Linked DNA regions of Homo sapiens: region 2 is linked to region 1. A link is a loop called in an ENCODE intact Hi-C map of the cell type or tissue named here. Cell type or tissue: endothelial cell of umbilical vein. All regions are shown on one strand. Each heading gives the region's core, and the rest is flanking DNA. Links, peaks and the distances in the headings are about the cores only.

Region 1 (9,235 bases), core at 915-8,914:
GTTTGCTCTTGCTTCTCTAGTTCTTTTAATTGTGATGTTAGGGTGTCAATTTTAGATCTTTCATACTTTCTCTTGTGGGCATTCAGTACTATAAATTTCCATCTACACACTGCTTTAAATGTGCCCCAGAGATTCTGGTATGTTGTGTCTTTGTTCTCATTGGTTTCAAAGAACATCTTTTTTCCTGCCTTCATTTCGTTATGTACCCAGTAGTCATTCAGGAGCAGGTTGTTCAGTTTCCATGTAGTTGAGTGGTTTTGATTGAGTTTCTTAATCCTGAGTTCTAGTTTGATTGCACTGTGGTCTGAGAGGCAGTTTGTTATAACTTCCGTTCTTTTACATTTGCTGAGGAGTGCTTTACTTCCAACTATGTGGTCAATTTTAGAATAAGTGTGATGTGGTGTTGAGAAGAATGTATATTCTGTTGATTTGGGGTGGAGAGTTCTGTAGATGTCTATTAGGTCCACTTGGTGCAGAGCTGAGTTCAATTCCTGGATATCCTTGTTAACTTTCTGTCTCGTTGATCTGTGTAATGTTGACAGTGGGGTGTTAAAGTCTCCCATTATTATTGTGTGAGAGTCTAAGTCACTTTGTCAGTCTCTAAGGACTTGCTTTATGAATCTGGGTGCTCCTGTATTGGGTGCATATATATTTAGGATAGTTAGCTCTTCTTGTTGAATTGATCCCTTTATCATTATGTAATGGCCTTCTTTGTCTCTTTTGATTTTTGTTGGTTTAAAGTCTGTTTTATCAGAGACTAGAATTGCAACCCCTGCCTTTGTTTTCCATTTGGTTGGTAGATCTTCCTCCATCCCTTTATTTTGAGCCTATACGTGTCTCTGCATGTGAGATGGGTCTCCTGAATACAGCACACTGATGGGTCTTGACTCGTTATCCAATTTGCCAGTCTGTGTCTTTTAATTGGAGAATTTAGCCCATTTACATTTAAGGTTAATATTGTTATGTGTGAATTTGATCCTGTCATTATGATGTTAGCTGGTTATTTTGCTTGTTAGTTGCTGCAGTTTCTTCCTAGCATTGATGGTCTTTACAATTTGGCATGTTTTTGCAGTGGCTGGTACCAGTTGTTCCTTTCCATGTTTAGTGATTCCTTCAGGAGCTCTTGTAAGGCAGGCCTAGTGGTGACAAAATCTCTCAGCATTTGTTTGTCTGTAAAGCATTTTATTTCTCCTTCACTTATGAAGCTTAGTTTGGCTGGATATGAAATTCTGGGTTGAAAATTCTTTTCTTTAAGAATGTTGAATATTGGCCCCCACTCTCTTCTGACTCATAGAGTTTCTGCTGAGAGATTCCCTGTTAGTCTGATGGGCTTCCCTTTGTGGGTAACCCGACCTTTCTCTCTGGCTGCCCTTAACATTTTTTCCTTCATTTCAACTTTGGTGAATCTGACAATTATGTGTCTTGGAGTTGCTCTTCTCGAGGAGTATCTTTGTGGCGTTCTCTGTATTTCCTAAATTTGAATGTTGGCCTGCCTTGCTAGGTTGGGGAAGTTCTCCTGGATAATATCCTGAAGAGTGTTTTCCAACTTGGTTCCATTCTCCCTGTCACTTTCAAGTACACCAATCAGACGTAGATTTGGTCTTTTCACATAGTCTCATAATTCTTGGAGGCTTTGTTCATTTCCTTTTACTCTTTTTTCTCTAAACGTCTCTTCTTGCTTCATTTCATTCATTTGATCTTCAATCACTGATACCCTTTCTTCCACTTGATCAAACCGGCTACTGAAGCTTTTGCATGTGTCACGTAGTTCTCGTGCCATGGTTTTCAGCTCCATCAGGTCATTTAAGGACTTCTCTGCGTTGGTTATTCTAGTTAGCCATTCATCTAATCTTTTTTCAATGTTTTTAGCTTCTTTGCAATGGGTTTGAACATCCTCTTTTAGCTTGGAGAAGTTTATTATTACTGATCGTCTGAAGCCTTCTTCTCTCTACCCGTCAAAGTCTTCCTCCATCCAGCTTTGTTCCATTGCTGGCGAGGAGCTGCGTTCCTTTGGAGGAGAAGAGGTGCTCTGATTTTTAGAATTTTCAGCTTTTCTGCTCTGGTTTCTACCCATCTTTGTGATTTTATCTACCTTTGGTCTTTGATGGTGGTGACGTACAGATGGGATTTTGGTGTGGATGTCCTTTCTGTTTGTTAGTTTTCCTTCTAACAGTCAGGACCCTCAGCTGCAGGTCCGTTGGAGTTTACTGGAGGTCCACTCCAGACCCTGTTTGCCTGGGTATCACCAGCGGAGGCAGCAGAACAGTAAATTTTGCAGAACAGCAGATGTTGCCTGATCATTCCTCTGGAAGCTTCATCTCAGAGGTGCACCCGGCTGTATGAGGTGTCAGTCAGCCCCTGCTGGGAGGTGTCTCCCAGTTAGGCTACTCAGGGGTCAGGGACCCACTTGAGGAGGCAGTCTGTCCGTTCTCAGATCTCAAACTCCAAGCAGGGAGAACCACTACTCTCTTCAAAGCTGTCAGATCAGGACATTTTTTTGCTGATGCGTAACTTCTAAAACTCCCCAAGTTAGGCAGTGCAGCTGAGCCAGGATCTGACATTCATGCTCTGTTCTCAGGCAAGCTTACAAAGCTACATTTTTACCAGTGAGAGCCACAAATATGTGGTCTATTCCACAAATGTTCTTTGCCCAGTCTGAAGGAAAAGACTAGTATGAAGATGATAGTTCCTCCCAGGGTTGATGATCAAAGAACCAGATTCTGTCTACACTGGATCTGGTTGCACTGGCTGACTTGAACTCATCTTGTTCAAGAACAGAGTGAGGCCCAGTTAATGCTGCTGGGAGAAACTGAGTAGTTTGTCTCCAGGTCAAGATGTACAGGAGGTGGTCATTGAGGAAAACAAGTGCCCAACTCATCCAAAAGCTGACCATTGAGAAGACCAAACACCTAAACTGCTTCTGTGGAATTTGAGGATTTGGCCAGGCTATTTCCAATGCAGTGAAAAATTTCCATTTGATTCTGAATAACTGCTTGTAAAACACAAATAAATGCAGCACAGTTTTATAAGTTTTCTTCAATTCTGGCAATAAAGTAAGTGAATTCATTGGAACAATCCCTATGCTAACCTGCTAACCAGCTGACAAACCAGATCAATAGGATACTGTCTACTCCTCTGACAGCTACATTTGTGTCTTACCACCTCTAATTGGTATTTGATTTTAAATCTATTTCCAAAAAAAGTTTTTTAGAAGTTTAAGAAATTTACTATTAATATTAATTTGAAATAATAAATTATAAAATTATAATAATGTGGTATAAACATTTAAAAATGCAATTGAACACATTATAAAGTTGAGAAATAGATCCATATACATACGGAAATTTAGTATAGGCTAAGGTTAGCATTTCAATCAGTAGAAGAAAAATAGTTTATTCAACAAATGGTTAGGGGACAATTATCAAGAAAACAATTTGCAGCCCGGGCAACATAGGGAGACCCCATCTCTACAAAAAAAATTTTTTTTAATTAGCCAGGCATGGTGGCACATGCCTATAGTTCCAGCTACTCAGGAGGCAGAGATGGGAGGATTGCTCGAGCCCAGGAGCTCAATGCTACAGTCAACTATGATAACACCACTGTATTCCAGCCTGTGCAACAGAGCAAGACCCTGTCTCAAAAAAAAAAAGAAAGAAAGAAAGAAAGAAAAAAAGAAAACGATTTGAATCTATAATCACACTTTTATGTTGGAAAAAAATTGAATCATTCAGGTACTAGAGGAAATCATGGGGTAATTTGTTTTTATAATAATCTTAGAAAAGGAAGTGCTTTCTATGTATGAAACAAAATCCAGAATCTGTATCCTGAGTAATAAAGAATTTATTGGGCTTTGTCCCTGGTTCCTGGTTCCTGTGAGTTAATCTCTAACTTCTTGGAATTTCCTGGGTGATAGGAATGTCTTTGTTATTCATGGTATGCCCTCATAGTTTATTCTAATAAGGTGACTCATAGGAGGCTCTTCGACAGTTTCTAAGAGATGACTCGAGACAGAGGCTGGCCACTGAGAGAGAGACCAATTATGTCATTAGAGGGTTGGAATTTGAGCCAAGTGATATCAGCCTGATCTCCAGGGAGGGAAGAGGGGTGACTGGAGACTGAGTTCAGAGGGTGACTAGTGTTTCAATCAATCATGCACACATAATGAAACCCAAAAAAACTCTGAACTTGAAGCTCAAGTGTGTATCCTAGTTGACAGTACTCTGCATATTGTACACACCGATGTGCTCGGAGGATGATGCATCCCATCTCTGCAGGGAGAGGACACCAGAAACTTCCCATCTAGGACCCTCCCAGACCTCTACCTATCTGTCTCTTCTTTTGATTGGTTCTTATTCGTAATCTTTTTGTGATAATAAAACTGTAATTTTTTAAATCATATAGCTCTTCCCTGAATTCTGTTAGTCATTCTAGTGAATTATCAAACTTGAGAGGATCGTGGGAACCCCGAACTTGTAACCAGTTGGTCAGGAGTGAAGGTGGCCTGGGGACCCCTGAACTTGCAGCTGATGCCTGAAGTGAGCCTCATTTCAGACATCAGCTGCAAGCAAGTTCAGGGGTCCCGAGGTCCCCAGGAAGTTTATCCTCACTCTGGGTGCTTATTGTCAGAGGCCATTGCACTGTTTTAAAAAGGACTGATAAAGTTGATAATATTAAACTCAAAATTTTCTACACAGCCTCCTCAGAAGTAATGTAAAAAGACCAGTACAAACTGGGGGAAATGTTTGCAACTCATATCACTGAAAATGACTAATTTTTCTAACAAATAAAGAACATCAGTACTTTGGGAGGCCAAGGCAGGAGGATCACTTGAGCCGAGGAGTTCAAAACTAACGTGGGCAACATTGTGAGACCTCATCCCTACAAAGAATTGTTTTAAAATTGGCCAGGCATAATGGCGTGCACCTGTAGTTCTAGCTACTCAGGAGGCTGAGATGGGAGGATTGCTTGAGCCAGGGAGGTCAAGGCTGCAGTGAGCTATGATCACCTCACTGCACTCCAGGCTGGGTGACAGAGCAAGACCCTGTTTCAAAATAAAAATAAAAGAAAAAAAAAAAAGAACATCTACAATACAAAAAGATGAAAAGCCCAGTGGAAAAAGAAGCTTAATCAAAAAATGAGATATAAATGTCTTTTAAACTTACAAAAAGATGTTCAACATCACCACAATGAGAAAACTGCAAAATGATACTTCCTGACATGCAAAATTTTTACCAGATTAGTAAAAATCAAAAAGTTCAATAACAAACTGTGTGTGGAAGATGTAGGAAGTAGGCACTCTCATTCTTTCTGGTGTAAGTATAAGTCTGTATGTCCTCCAGGAAGGGCAATTTGGCAATAACTATCAAAATATTACTGCAAGCCAGATGCAGTGGTTCATGCCTGCAATCCCAGCACTTTGGGAGGCGGAGGTGGGCGGATCACCAGAGTCAGGAGTTCGAGACCAACCTGTCTAACATAATGAAACCTCGTCTCTACTAAAAATACAAAAATATATATATATATATATGACCAAGCGTGGTTGCGGGCGCCTGTAATCCCAGCTGCTTGGGAGGCTGAGGCAGGAGAATCGCTTGAACCTGGTAGGCAGAGGTTGCTGTGAGCTGAGATTGCACCACTGCACTCCAGCCAGGGCAACAGAATGAGATTCTGTCTCAAAAAATAAAAAATTAAAAAAAATTTTTTTAAACCCAAAATATTACTGCAGATGTCCTTATACGCAGTGGTGTTAGTTTTAGAAACTGATTCTACGGGTATGCTTGCTCGTGTGTAAAATTATTCATATACAAATTATTTATGACAGTATTGTTTCTAGTAGTAAAATATCGGAAATATTCTAAATGTTCATCAGTAGGAGAATGGTCAAATAGTTATGCTACAACCATATAATAAAAATAATTCATATATCCATAACAATAAATGAAGAGGGAAGCTTTTATGTACTTCGTGAAAAATATAGTAAGTGAAAAAGAGGGGTCCAGCAAAGTGGGCATTGTATGCTACTAGTTTGTAAAAATTAAAAATTAAAAAAAAATAGCAGAGGCATATTAGTCTGCTAGGGCTGCCATAACAAATATTACAGACTGGGTGGCTTAAACAACAGAAATTTTCTCTCAACTCTGAAAGCTAGAAATCCAAGATCAGGGTGTCAGCAAGTTTGGTTTTTCCTGGAGCCCCTTGTCTTGGCTTGCAGACGGCCATCTTCTCTTTGTATCTTCATGTGGTTTTCCCTCTGCATGTGTTTGTCTTCATCTCCTCCTCTTATAAGGACACCATATTGGCCTAGGGCCCACCCAAATGACTTCACTTTACCTTAAGTATCTCTTTAAAGGCCCTATCTCCAAATGCAGGACATACTGGGGATTACGGCTTCAGCATAAGAATTTGGGGAATACAAATTCAGTCCATAACAGGGGGCAATAAGGAAGATAGATATACAGATCTATGTCTATATATGCACAAAATATCTCAGATATACACAAGAAACCATTAACATCATTTGACTTCAAGGTGGGGCCCTGTGTGGCTGGAGGAGAGGAGGGAAGGGGGACGTTTCATTATATGCCTTTTTGAAGTGTCTGAATTTTGGATCATTGTTTATATTTTAAAATATACAAATTTAAAAGTGTTTAAATGAAGAGGTTGGATTGGAGTCCAGGACTTCAGACCATATATGGCATCTAGTAGGAAGACTCTTTATGTGCTGATGAAATAACAAGTCCTCACACTCTTCCAGGATAATAATTGCCTGCCTGGCACTTATGTAATGGAGATAAAGCTACTGGAAGCCAATACTATCACAAGATGAATGCTTGCTATTTTAAAAATAAGCACCTGAGCATTTATCTACTTTCACAATCCAATTTTCTGTGACAGCAGCATTTTTCCATCATTAACTTCAATGTGTAGGATAATGCATTTGTAGCTGACAACTATTTTACAAATAGTAAAGAATGTAGCATAATAATGTATGTTCACTCGGGCTAAGACATGAGTAACTGAACATTTTTATAAGTTAGCTATAGCTGAAATAATATGTCCTTTATTGCCACAAGAAGGGGGAATAATAGCTGTGCCTTAATAATCTCAGTGTTAAGAATAAATTTCCCAACACCTCTTAGAAAGGTGAAAGAAGTATAGACAACAGGACTAGAAATACTACATATTTTGAGGAATAGTAATAATAGCTAGTGGTGCAGTTGTTTTGTGCTATATATTTTCAAAGTGCTTTTCACTTGCTCATTTATTCCAACTATTATTTTAAGATAAATTTTAACTCATATTTTATAGATGAAAAAAAATGTGGGGCAGTATAGCAGAAAAATGGTCAGCATTGATTCTGTGTTCATGGAATTCAAAGACTGCGTGGTATGTGTTATATCTAGAGATATTGCCAATTGAGAGAAATTGGATCATTCTTAAATTGGCTGATGGGTCCTCCTAAGTAGCAAGAAAATGTGATTCAGGGTTCAAACCTGAAGTTAAAAAACATGCAAGAGAGGACAAGAACTCCTACACAGTACATGTTTATTTATTTTTTGAGTAATAATTGCAGTGTATTGAGAGTTTTTATCTCACTTTATCTTTACCATGGGAAATACACAGCAAAATTCTCACTTTTACAAATTCTCAAAGAAGCATGATATTAATAATACAATGTATTTAATAATATGAAGACTGTGTTACTTTCTGCCTATGCTATTGAATACTTCAATACATATCTGCAGATGACCCTAAAAACCCACAAAGCCCAAAACTGAAGTCTGTGATAGAATTCCAGTGACAGATAGTAACTGAACATGAAAGCGTTCTTCTTTCCACTCCAAAATTAGCAATTCAGCCATCATCTTGTAGAGCTGAATGGGACAGCCACTCTCCAAGGTTCTGAGGACCTGACAGGGTCCCGGTCTACCCTCCTCATCACAGTATAACGAATGTATTTGCAGACTGAGAACATTCACTCCCTGATATGGTTTGGATTTGTCTCCCCACCCAAATCTCATGTTGAAATGTAATCCCCAGTGTTGGAGGAGGGGCCTGGTGGGAGGTGACTGGATCATGGAGGTACATTTCCCCCTTGCTGGTCTTGTAATAGCAAGTAAGTTCTCAGAAGATCTGGTTGTTTAAAATTGTATAGCACCTCCCCCCTTTTCTCTCTTCCTCCTCCAGCCATGTAAGATGCACCTACTTCACCTTTGCCTTCCGCCATGATTGTAAGTTTCCTGAGGCCTCTCCAGCCATGCTTCCTATGCAGCCTGCAGAACCATGAGCCAATTAAACCTTTCTTTATAAATTATCCAGTTTCAGGTATTTATTTATAGCAGTGCAAGGACAGACTAATACACTCCCTCACTTTGGTTCCAAGTTAAAGATCTGTTTGCAATTATACCATCAGGAATTCACTTGAGTTGCCCATGGACTAGACAGAGATGAGGAGACTGTTCAGGGAATACTTAAACTAATCAAAGCAACTTTACTAACAGGCTTAGCTGAGATACAAGCTCTGAAATATTTGGTGATGGATTCAAAGAATGAGGAGGCCAGGTTCAGTGGCTCACTCCTGTAATCCCAGCAGTTTGGGAGGCCAAGACAGGCAGATCATGAGGTCAAGAGATTGACATCATCCTGGCCAACATGGTGAAACCCCGTCTGTACTAAAAATACAAAAATTAGCTGGGCATGGTGGTGCACACCTGTAGTCCCAGCTACTCGGAAGGCTGAGGCAGGAGAATCACTTGAACCCTGGAGGCGGAGGTTGCAGTGAACTGAGATTGCACCACTGCACTCCAGCCTGGCAACACATCAAGACTCAGTCTCAAAAAAAAAAAAAAATGAAGAATACTATTTTCAAGTTTAATTACATATAGCTACCCTACAAAGATGACCTCCAGGGAACCACACTTTCTGATATTCATGCCTTGGAGAGTCCTCTCCCACACTGAATCCCAGCTGGCCTGTGACTCACATCAACCAAGAGAATGTGGTAGAAATCTTACCATGCCAATTCCAGGCCCAACCTTAAGAGGCTTGGCAGCATCTGCTTCTCATTTCTTGGATCACATGCCTTTAGGAGCTTTTAACTACCATGTGAAAAGTCATATGGAGAAGTCCCAAGACTGGAGGGAGAGAGAGTGGGAGAGAAAGAGAGACAGGGAGGGAGAAGAGGCCCGGTGGAGCTCCAGCTGTTCCCTCCAAGGCTGCATGTGGGTTAATCCTC
Region 2 (9,235 bases), core at 869-8,868, 160 kb before region 1:
ATGCTTAACTTTGTCATTTGGGGTACACTCTGTTATTTTCCATTCAGCTAAAAAAATTTTTTAATGGTGGTTATAAGATTGATTTATAGTTCATTAGTGTGTTGTTGCAATTTGGAAAAATGTATTGACTCATTTGTTCGCTGTATTCAAATTTTCTATATCCTTTATAGCTTTTGGTCCCATTATAATTGCGCATTTTAATTTTATTCTTGTAATTTGTCAAACTTTGCGTTATGTATTTTGGTGCCATTTTCTTTTTTTTTTTTTCTTTTTTTTTTTTTTTTTGAGATGGAGTCTCTCTCTGTCGCCCAGGCTGGAGTGCAGTGGCACGATCTCGGCTCACTGCAAGCTCTGCCTCCCGGGTTCACGCCATTCTCCTGCCTCAGCCTCCGGAGCAGCTGGGACTACAGGCACCCGCCACCACGCCCGGCTAATTTTTTTTGCATATTTAGTAGAGACAGGGTTTCACCATGTTAGCCAGGATGGTCTCAATCTCCAGACCTCGTGATCTGCCCGCCTCGGCCTCCCAAAGTGCTGGGATTACAGGCGTGAGCCACCGCGCCTGGTCTTGATACCGTATTTTTAAGTGAAAACAGATTTAGGACTCTTCCTTGTGATGAGTTATTCCCTTTATCAGTTGGTAATGACCTCTTTATTCTAATGTATTGCTTTTTGCTGTAAATTCTTTTTTATCTGCTTTCATCATCTATACCAAATTTCTTTTGGGTAGTATTGGCTTGGGATAGCTTTTTTTTCTTTTTTTCTTTTTTTTTTTTTTTTTTTTGTCTTAAACAACAGACATTTATTTCTGACAGTTCTGGAGGCTGGGAAGTCGAAAATCAAAATGCTAGTCAATTTGGTTCCTGGCGAGAGCCCTCTTCCCTGCTTACAGATAGCTGCCTTCTTGCTGTGTTTTCACATGGCAGAGAGCATGAGGGTGAGAATAAGAGGAGAGAGAGAGAGAGAGAGAGAGCGCGCGCGCGCGCAAGAGCGAGCGAGAGAGAGCGAGTGCGCATGCGCGCGCGCAACAAGCAATGTTCTGGTGTTTCTTCCTCTTTTCATAAAGATATTAACCCCATCATGGGGCCAAGGCCCCACCTCCATAGAACATCACGCTGAGGGTCAGGGCTTCCACATATGAATTTGGGGGAGGGCATAAACGTTCAGTCCATAATAAGGGGGAGAGTGGAGGAGGCAAGTTAGGAGGCTTCTCCAGTAAATCCTTGAGAGAGATGGTGGTGGTTTGAACCCCAGGGTTTTGGTAATTCTTTTTAAAATTTCTTTAAATTTTAGATTCGGAGGCATGTGTGCAGGTTTGCTGCATGAGTATCTTGCATAATAGTGAGGTTTGGGCTTCTAGTGCACCCACCACCCGAACGGTGACTGTACTCAGTAGATAATTTGTTTAAACCCTCACCACCATCCCGCCCATTCTCCCCGCTTAAGGACTCCCCAGTGTCTATTATTTACATCTTTGTGTCTATGTTTACCCATTGTTTAGCTCTCAATTGTAAGTGAGAACATGCAGTATTGGATTTTCTGTGTCTGAGTTATTTGACTTAGGATAATGGCCTCCAGCTCCATCCATGTTGCTGCGAAAGACAGGGTTTCATTCTTTTTTATTGCTGCGTAGTATTCCATGGTGTATATATACCACACTTTCTTTATCTAATCGTCTATTGATGGATACTTAGGTTGATTCCATGATTTTGCTATTGTGCATATTGCTTCAATAAACACATGAGTGTAGGTATTTTTTTAATATAATTTCTTTTGGGTAGATGCACATTAATGAGATTGCTGGGTTGAATGGTAGTTCTATTTTTACTACTTTGAGAATTCCCTATACTGTTTTCCATAGAGCTGTACTAATTTACATTCCTACTAACAGTGTATAAGAGTTCCTTTTTCTCCATATCCATGCCAACATCTGCTGTTTTTTGATGTTTTAATAACAGCCATTCTGACCGGTGTTTGATGATATCTCATTGTGGTTTTAATTTGCATTTCTCTGATGATTAGTGATGTGGAGCATTTCTTCATGTTTCTTGACCAGGTACATGTCTTCAATTGAGAAATGTCTGTTCATGTCCTTTGCATGGCCTGGGATAGCTTTTCTATGGTTTCTTTAGTTTCATTTTTCTATGTCATTATGTTTTCAGTGTATTTCTTCTGAACAGAATGTAGCTACATTTTTTAAAAATGGGATCTGAGACTCTCTCTTTTTTAAACTGATAAATTTAATGCATATATAAGCATTGTGGCTACTGATGGTTTGAGTTTATTTCTGTCATTGCATTTTATGTTCTTTATTTTCCCTGCTTGCTCCTTCTCTCTCTCTCTCTCTCTCTCCCTGCTTCCCTCCCTCCCTCCCTCTCTCTCTCTCTCTTTCTTTGACTTCTCTTTGAGTTTTTAATTCTGTGTCTTAGTTGGGAAGTTATACATTCTATTTCTGTGATTTTAATGATCACTCACATGTTTAACATGCATGTTTGAATTGAAGTTTAAAACTAATCATTAGCTGTATTCTCCTCCTGAAGAATACAGCCATCTTAGAAAGCTTCAACTTTAATCAAATCTTGTCTTTCATATGTTTTAGTATCATTTTAGTTTCATCTTTTTAAAATGACCTTTTAAAAACTTATTTAATAGCTAATGCTTGTTTAGATTAATTTACAGTTAATTTAATTGCCTATTTGTTTACTTATCATTGCTTCTTGAGTGTTACTTCTCTGAGTTCAGTTTCCTTCTTGCTGATCTTTTAATACATCCTTCAGCAGTTTTTTTCAGTTAGCAGTATTGCTTTCATTTCATATTGTCTTGAAATCTATTTAGTTGGGTGTGGAATTCCAACACTTTGAAGATAATATTTTATTATCTTTTGGCTCATTTTGCTGTAGAGAGGTCTGCTGTCAGCATAATTTTTATTTTTGAAGCTAATCTGTCTTCCTGATGACTCTTATACTTTTCTTTTTGTGTTTGGTATTCTATAGTTTCAGTCCACTTTATCTAGATTTATTCTTATTTTGCTCAGCATTCACCGTCAGTCTGATTAAGTCTGTCATGAAATCTGGAGAATTCTCACTCCGAATAGTGTTCGATAGTGAAATTTTCTCTGAATTGTATTTCCTTTCATCACCTGTATTCTTTCTAAAACTTCTGCTAGTCCCATGTGGGGCCTTCTTATGTTGTCCATTCTTTTTTTTTTTTTTTTTTTTTTTTTTTTGAGACGGAGTCTCGCTCTGTCGCCCAGGCTGGAGTGCAGTGGCGTGATTGATCTCGGCTCGCTGCAACCTCCGCCTCCCGAGTTCAAGCGATTCTCCTGCCGCAGCCTCCCGAGTAGCTGGGATTACAGGTGCACGCCACCATGCCCAGCTTTTTCTTTTTGTTTTAGAAGAAACAAGGGTTTCACCATGTTGGCCAGGCTGGTCTCAAACTCCTGACCTCAGGTGATCCACCCACCTCAGCCTCCCAAAGTGCTGGGATTATAGATGTGAGCCACCACGCCCAGCTGGATTGCTTGCTTATTGTACTGTTTTTTGAGACAAGGTCTTGCTGTCTCCCAGGCTGGAGTCCAGTGGTGTGATCACAGCTCAAGGCAGCCTGGACCTCCTTGGGCTCAAGCAGTCCTCTCGCCTAAGCACTTTCCACCCCCACCCCCGGCCCCGAGTAGCTAGGCTAGTGCCACATGCCCAGCTAATTTCCGTATTTTTTGGAGAGACAGGGTTTTGCCATTTTGCTCAGTCTGGTCTCAAACTCCTGGCCTCAAGGGATCCTCCTGCCTTAGCCTCCCAAAGTGCTGGGATTACAGGCTTAAGGCCTGCCTGTTATATATTTTTTTTCATTGTTGAGTTTTGAGAGTTCTTTGTACATTAAGTTAATTAATTAAAATTTTTTTAGAGACAGGGTCTCCCTCTGTCACCCAGATTGGAGTACAGTGGTATACTCGTGATGTACTGCCACCTTGAACTCTGGGGCTCAAGGGATCCTCTGCCTCAGCCTTCTGAGTAACTAGGACTAGAGTTATACGCCACCGCACCCAGCTGACTGTAGAAAATCTTTTGTAGAGATGAGGTCTCACAGTGTTGCTCAGGCTGTCTCAAACTCCTGGACTCAAGTGATCCTCTCACTTTGGCTTCCCAAGAAGACAAATATATATATATATATATATATATATATATATATATATATATATATATATATATATATATGGTTTGCAAATATTTTCTCTTACTCCGTAGCTTGTCTTCTCATCCTCTTACAAGGTTTTCTCAGGGCAAAAGTTTTTAGTTTATGAAGCCCAATTTAAGAATGATTCCTTTTGTGGTATCAATTTTAAAAGCTCTGTGCCTAACCCTACATCCTGAATATTTTCTCCTATGTATTTTTTGGAAAGTTTTATTGTTTTACATTGCACATGTATGTCTGTGATCCATTTTGAATTAATTTTTGTATATGCTATGAAACTTAGGTCAAGCTTCATTTTTTTGGCCTGTGAACACCCAGTTACTCTGGCACCGTCTGTTGAAAAGGCCACCTTTCCTCCATCGAATTACTTTTGCATTGTTGTCAAAAATCAGTTGGGCACATGTGTTTGGGTCTGTTTCTGGGTTCTCTGCTCTGTTCCATTGATCTCTGCCAGAGCCACCCAGCCTTGATCACTTAGCTATATATGTCCTGAAAGTGCTTTCTTGGTGCGGAGTCCGTGCCAGCCAGCAGATCCGAATCCCATTTGATCCCTCAATGGCATTTTGGCCCACTCACCTCTTTGCCTTTTGGTATGTCTGTGTCTCTCTACACAGCCCCGTCCTTATGAAACGCTGGATAAATATTTGTTCCATGGGTGAAGGTTTTATCATCTTTATTTTTCCCTTGAGAAAGAGCCAAAACATTATTTAAAAATCTCTTGCTGAGGAATTTCTGATTCTTTATATCATTACCTAAGGATAGTTAATAAAGGCCAGTAATTCCACTGTAGGTCAAGTTTTTTGACAATGACTGTGAGTCATGAAATTGGCCTGTTTGGTTAGTGATAAGCGAAGCCGCTTCTGTTCATCAACTTCCTGAACGTCAGCCAGGCTCCTCGCTGGGCTTGGACAACGCCGGCTTGTCCCCTGTGCGCTGTACAGCTGCCTTCTTTTTATTTCCTGTGCAGTCTCGCCCACAGCACTGCAGGCTCCGGGGGACCTTTTAGGGCAGATTATGGCACCCTTGGGATGGCTACCTTGGACGCAGCGATGCTGTGTGAACATTACTTTGCAGACTTCCTGAGAGATTGAAGATCCATCTATTTCTCTCCTTCTCTAAGACAGCCTTTCTTGGAAGATGGGAATCTCTGATAATGTGCAGGGCGTTTCAGCATTTTACCTACACGTTAGAATGGAACCTCTGACTTGTAGTGAAACAGACACTGTGCTTGCTGCTTTTCTTAAAAATAATTGGCTGGGTGCGGTGGCTCACGTCTGTTTTCCCAGCACTTTGGGGAGGCCGAGGTGGGCGGATCACGAGGTCAGGAGATCAAGACCATCCTGGCTAACACGGTGAAACCCCATCTCTACTAAAAATACAAAAAATTAGCCGGCCGTGGTGGCGGGCGCCTGTAGTCATAGCTACTCGGGAGGCTGAGGCAGGAGAATGGCGTGAACCCGGGAGTCAGAGCTTGCAGTGAGCCAAGATTGTGCCACTGCACTCCAGCCTGGGCGACAGAGCAAGACTCCATCTCAAAAAAAGATAAAAAAGTAAAAAATAATAATAATGATAATTAAAATAGGCTGGGCACGATGGTTCATGCCTCTAATCCCAGTACTTTAGGAGGCCGAGGCGGGCAGATCACCTGAGGTCAGGAGTTCAAGACCAGCCTAGCCAACATGGTGAAACCCCGTCTGTACTAAAAATACAAAAATTAGCCAGGCATGGTGGCAGGCGTCTGTAATCCCAGCTACTCAGGAGGCCGAGGCAAGAGAATCGCTTGAACCTGGGAGGCAGAGGTTGCAGTGAGCCAAGATCGCGTCATCGCACTCCAGCCTGGGGGGCAAGAGCGAGACTTCGTCTCAAGAAAAAAAATAATAATTAAAATATAGACAGCACATATTTCTGAATAATTTAGACTTTCACTAGGCAGTAAACTGCATCAAATTTGTAGCATTGTCTGTGCTATGGGAAAAATAGAAACTACTGCTCTTCTCAAAAAAAAAATTTTTTTTTGAGACAGAGTCCCACCCTGTCACCCAGGCTGGAGTGCAGTGGTGTGATCTCAGCTCACTGCAACCTCTGCCTCCCAGGTTCAAGTGATTCTCCTGCCTCAGTCTCCTGAGTAGCTGGGATTACAGGTGTGCACCACCACACCTGGCTAATTTTTGTATTTTCAGTAGAGACGGGGTTTCATTATGTTGTCCAGGCTGGTCTTGAACTCCTAACCTCAAGTGATCCACCTGTCTCAGCCTCCCAAAGTGCTGGGATTACAGGCGTGAGCCACTGTGTCCCGCCTCAAAATTTGTATTTGATTCTCTTGGGGTCTGTTGAATTTATATGCTACAAGTCATGTTATTGATGTAATATAATTTAGGTAACTTTATTCTTTTAATCTTCATTTTTTTTGAGACAGGGTCTCGCTCTGTTGCCCAGGGATCATGGCTCACTGCAGCCTTGACCTCTTGGGCTCAAGGGATCTTCCTGCCTCACCCTCCCGAGTAGCTGAGACTACAGGCGTGTGCCACCACACCCGGCTAATTTTTTTGATTTTTTAAATTTATTTATTTATTTATTTTTTAGTAGAGACTGGGTCTCATCATGTTGCCCAGGCTAGTCTCAAACTCCTGAGCTCAAACAATCCTCCCACCTCAGTTTCCCAAAGTTTTGGGATTACAGGGGTGAGCTGCCGTGTTTGGCTAATTTAGGTAACTTTTATCTTCAAGTGCAGAATCAAGAGTCAGAGAAATAGAAATGCTTAGAAAATACTCCATAGGATTCTCTACGGCCTGAGTGCTGTTTCTTGGTGTTGCTCAGACTCAAGTGAGCCATCGTACGTTGAAATGGTATGATTATGAGCCAAATAAGCAAGTTGTGTTGTTTTTTTCTCCCTGGTAATAAAAAATCATTCGCATTGAAAAGACGCCGAGTCACCCATACATAGTTACACAGCCCAACTGAATGTCTCCCTGTTGGGCAGGTAATCAGGCAGCACTTGAATTCTGACCTGAGAATAAGCCCCAGAGAGAGGATGGACCCCAGGTGCTGGCAGGGTGCCGCTCCCCATGGCTGTTTGTACAGGGTGGTTATTCTCCCCTGAAAGAATGTTGGGGGTGGGGGCAGTTAGGTGTGTGTTTGTTCCTTGCATCGTAGATATGCTTTCGTGTGACCTTCAGCAGTGTTCCTGGGACAAGGGGAGCAGGAAATGGGGAGGGCATTCATCAGGCAGTTGGCATTTGAACGTAGACACTGTTCATCTTTGGGTGCGGATGTGCTCTGGTTGCCCAGGCAAAGCCGTGTTCATTGATCAGACATCTATCTGTGTACTGTTTAGCACTCAACAGTTGCGGGTAGACCGTTGCCAGTTGTTTTCGCATCACACGTGGCTCATCTCTCCTGGCAGGGGGGAGGAAGGTGAGAGCTGAGGACGCAGTGCCTGGGAGCCAGGGCGCAGGGCAGCCCTCGGGACTGTCAGACCACCTCGGGGGCTGAGGTGAGACGAGGCCGGGGAGTGTTTGATCTTCTGTGTTTATTCATGGGCATTAGTAAAGCTTTTTTTCATAAATGAGAGAAACAAAATCACTGCTGAAAAATCCTCCATGTATTGTTTCTGTAAACTATAGGAAACATTAAAATTTGAAGATGATATGGTTTTTCACAAGTGCCTGTCTGTATCTGTGTCGGCCTCATTTTTTGTTTGTTTGTTTGTTTGTTTTTGAGAGGGAGTCTCTGTCGCTCAGGCTGGAGTGAAGTGGCGTGATCTTGCCTCACTGCAACCTTTGCCTCCTGGGTTCAAGCGATTCTCCTGCCTTGGCCTTCCCGGTAGCTGAGATTACAGATGCCTGCCACCACACCTGGCTAATTTTTGTATTTTTAGTAGAGATGGGGTTTCACCATGTTGGCCAGGCTGGTCTTGAACTCCTGACTTCAAGTGATCCACCCACCTCGGCCTCTCAAAGTGCTGGGATTACAGGCGTGAGCCACTGTGCTTGGCCGTTAGTATCCTGTTAATGATTGAGAACCTCAAGCATTGGCACTGAGGAGGCTACAGGAGCGTCCTCGCAGGTGGGAGTGGGCCGGCCAGCTGGCTGGGTCAGTGGTGGGGCTTGGCCAGGCCGTTTTTACTTTTCAATCTTGAAGTAACACTCAGAGTTTCTTGTTTGTTTCCAAGGGTTCTCATGTGTAGGAATCTTGGTTTGGGTTTGGATATGTCGTTTTTATCTTCCCTTGAGAAAGAGCCATAAACATTATTTTGAACTTATTTGTAAACGAGGTTACTCACAGGGTCACCTAAGTAATAAGGCCCAGTTGTCATCTAACCCTCGTGGAAACATTACAGGTGAGGGTTGCTAGAGGAATCACTTGAGTAATCTGCTTGGAGCAGGGTTTCTCTGCTGTCGTTTTAGACTGGGTCCTGCTTCGTTGTGGGGACTATCCTGTGGACTGCAGGATGCTTAACGGTGTTCCTAGCCTCTGCCCACTAGATGCTGGTAGCACCCCCCCTCCCCAATTTGTGGCAATCAAGAACTCTTTTCCTCCTCCAACTCCGTTGAAGCTTTGGAGGGAAGAGTCATCGCTTGACCCTGAGTACTTTGTGTTGAAGGATTTCAACTGTCTTGAAGGATTTGTTTGACAAGATTGTGGGTTGGCTGCACAAGGTTTGTTCTAGCACCTTAGGAAAACTCTCTTGTCTCCCTTCTTACTGTCTCAGGTCACACCCTGCTCCGGAGCCATCCCCGTGAAGTCTCCAGCTTGGCTCATTATGTATTTTCTGAAGGGTACCCTGCATTTTCTAGCTGATTGATGAGATGGGTAGAAGGTGATACCCATGTTCACCTTTGCTCTCAACCTTTTGCAAAACACCCTTTTAAGTGACTCTAGATGTTTGGGCCCTTCTCTGTGGGAAGATTAGAGGGCGGCAGTGCCAGGAGCAGGTTTTGACAAGTGGTTTCTTGTGCCGTCACTTTTACTGAGGTGGTGAAAGATTGTACAGTGCGTGCCTGGGATCAAGCCCTTTAGCTGGTGATGCCAGGCCCTGGCTGCACGG

Evidence for each region. Hi-C counts contacts between places; a loop is a spot of excess contacts. Peaks named below come from ENCODE experiments on the same cell type or tissue, not always from the same donor. Only the 100,000 strongest peaks of a DNase experiment are listed, where the experiment ranks them.
Region 2: a loop joins it to region 1, with 9 times the contacts of the local background. A loop is called at or near these places in 2 of 110 quality-filtered maps.

The regions. Positions count from the first base shown.
Region 1 is chr18:8,887,126-8,896,360 of GRCh38, forward strand. No RefSeq gene overlaps it. Among named protein-coding and RNA genes, the nearest start is that of GACAT2, 180 kb to the left of the region's middle. In endothelial cell of umbilical vein, for the core only: no CTCF peak of the experiment used is centred there; a DNase peak (open chromatin) is centred at 4,036; H3K27ac peaks cover 1,532 bases.
Region 2 is chr18:8,725,523-8,734,757 of GRCh38, forward strand. All of the region lies in intron 3 of MTCL1 (microtubule crosslinking factor 1), which reads left to right. Among named protein-coding and RNA genes, the nearest start is that of GACAT2, 23 kb to the left of the region's middle. RefSeq lists an enhancer at 4,889-5,183. In endothelial cell of umbilical vein, for the core only: no CTCF peak of the experiment used is centred there; a DNase peak (open chromatin) is centred at 5,049; H3K27ac peaks cover 4,251 bases.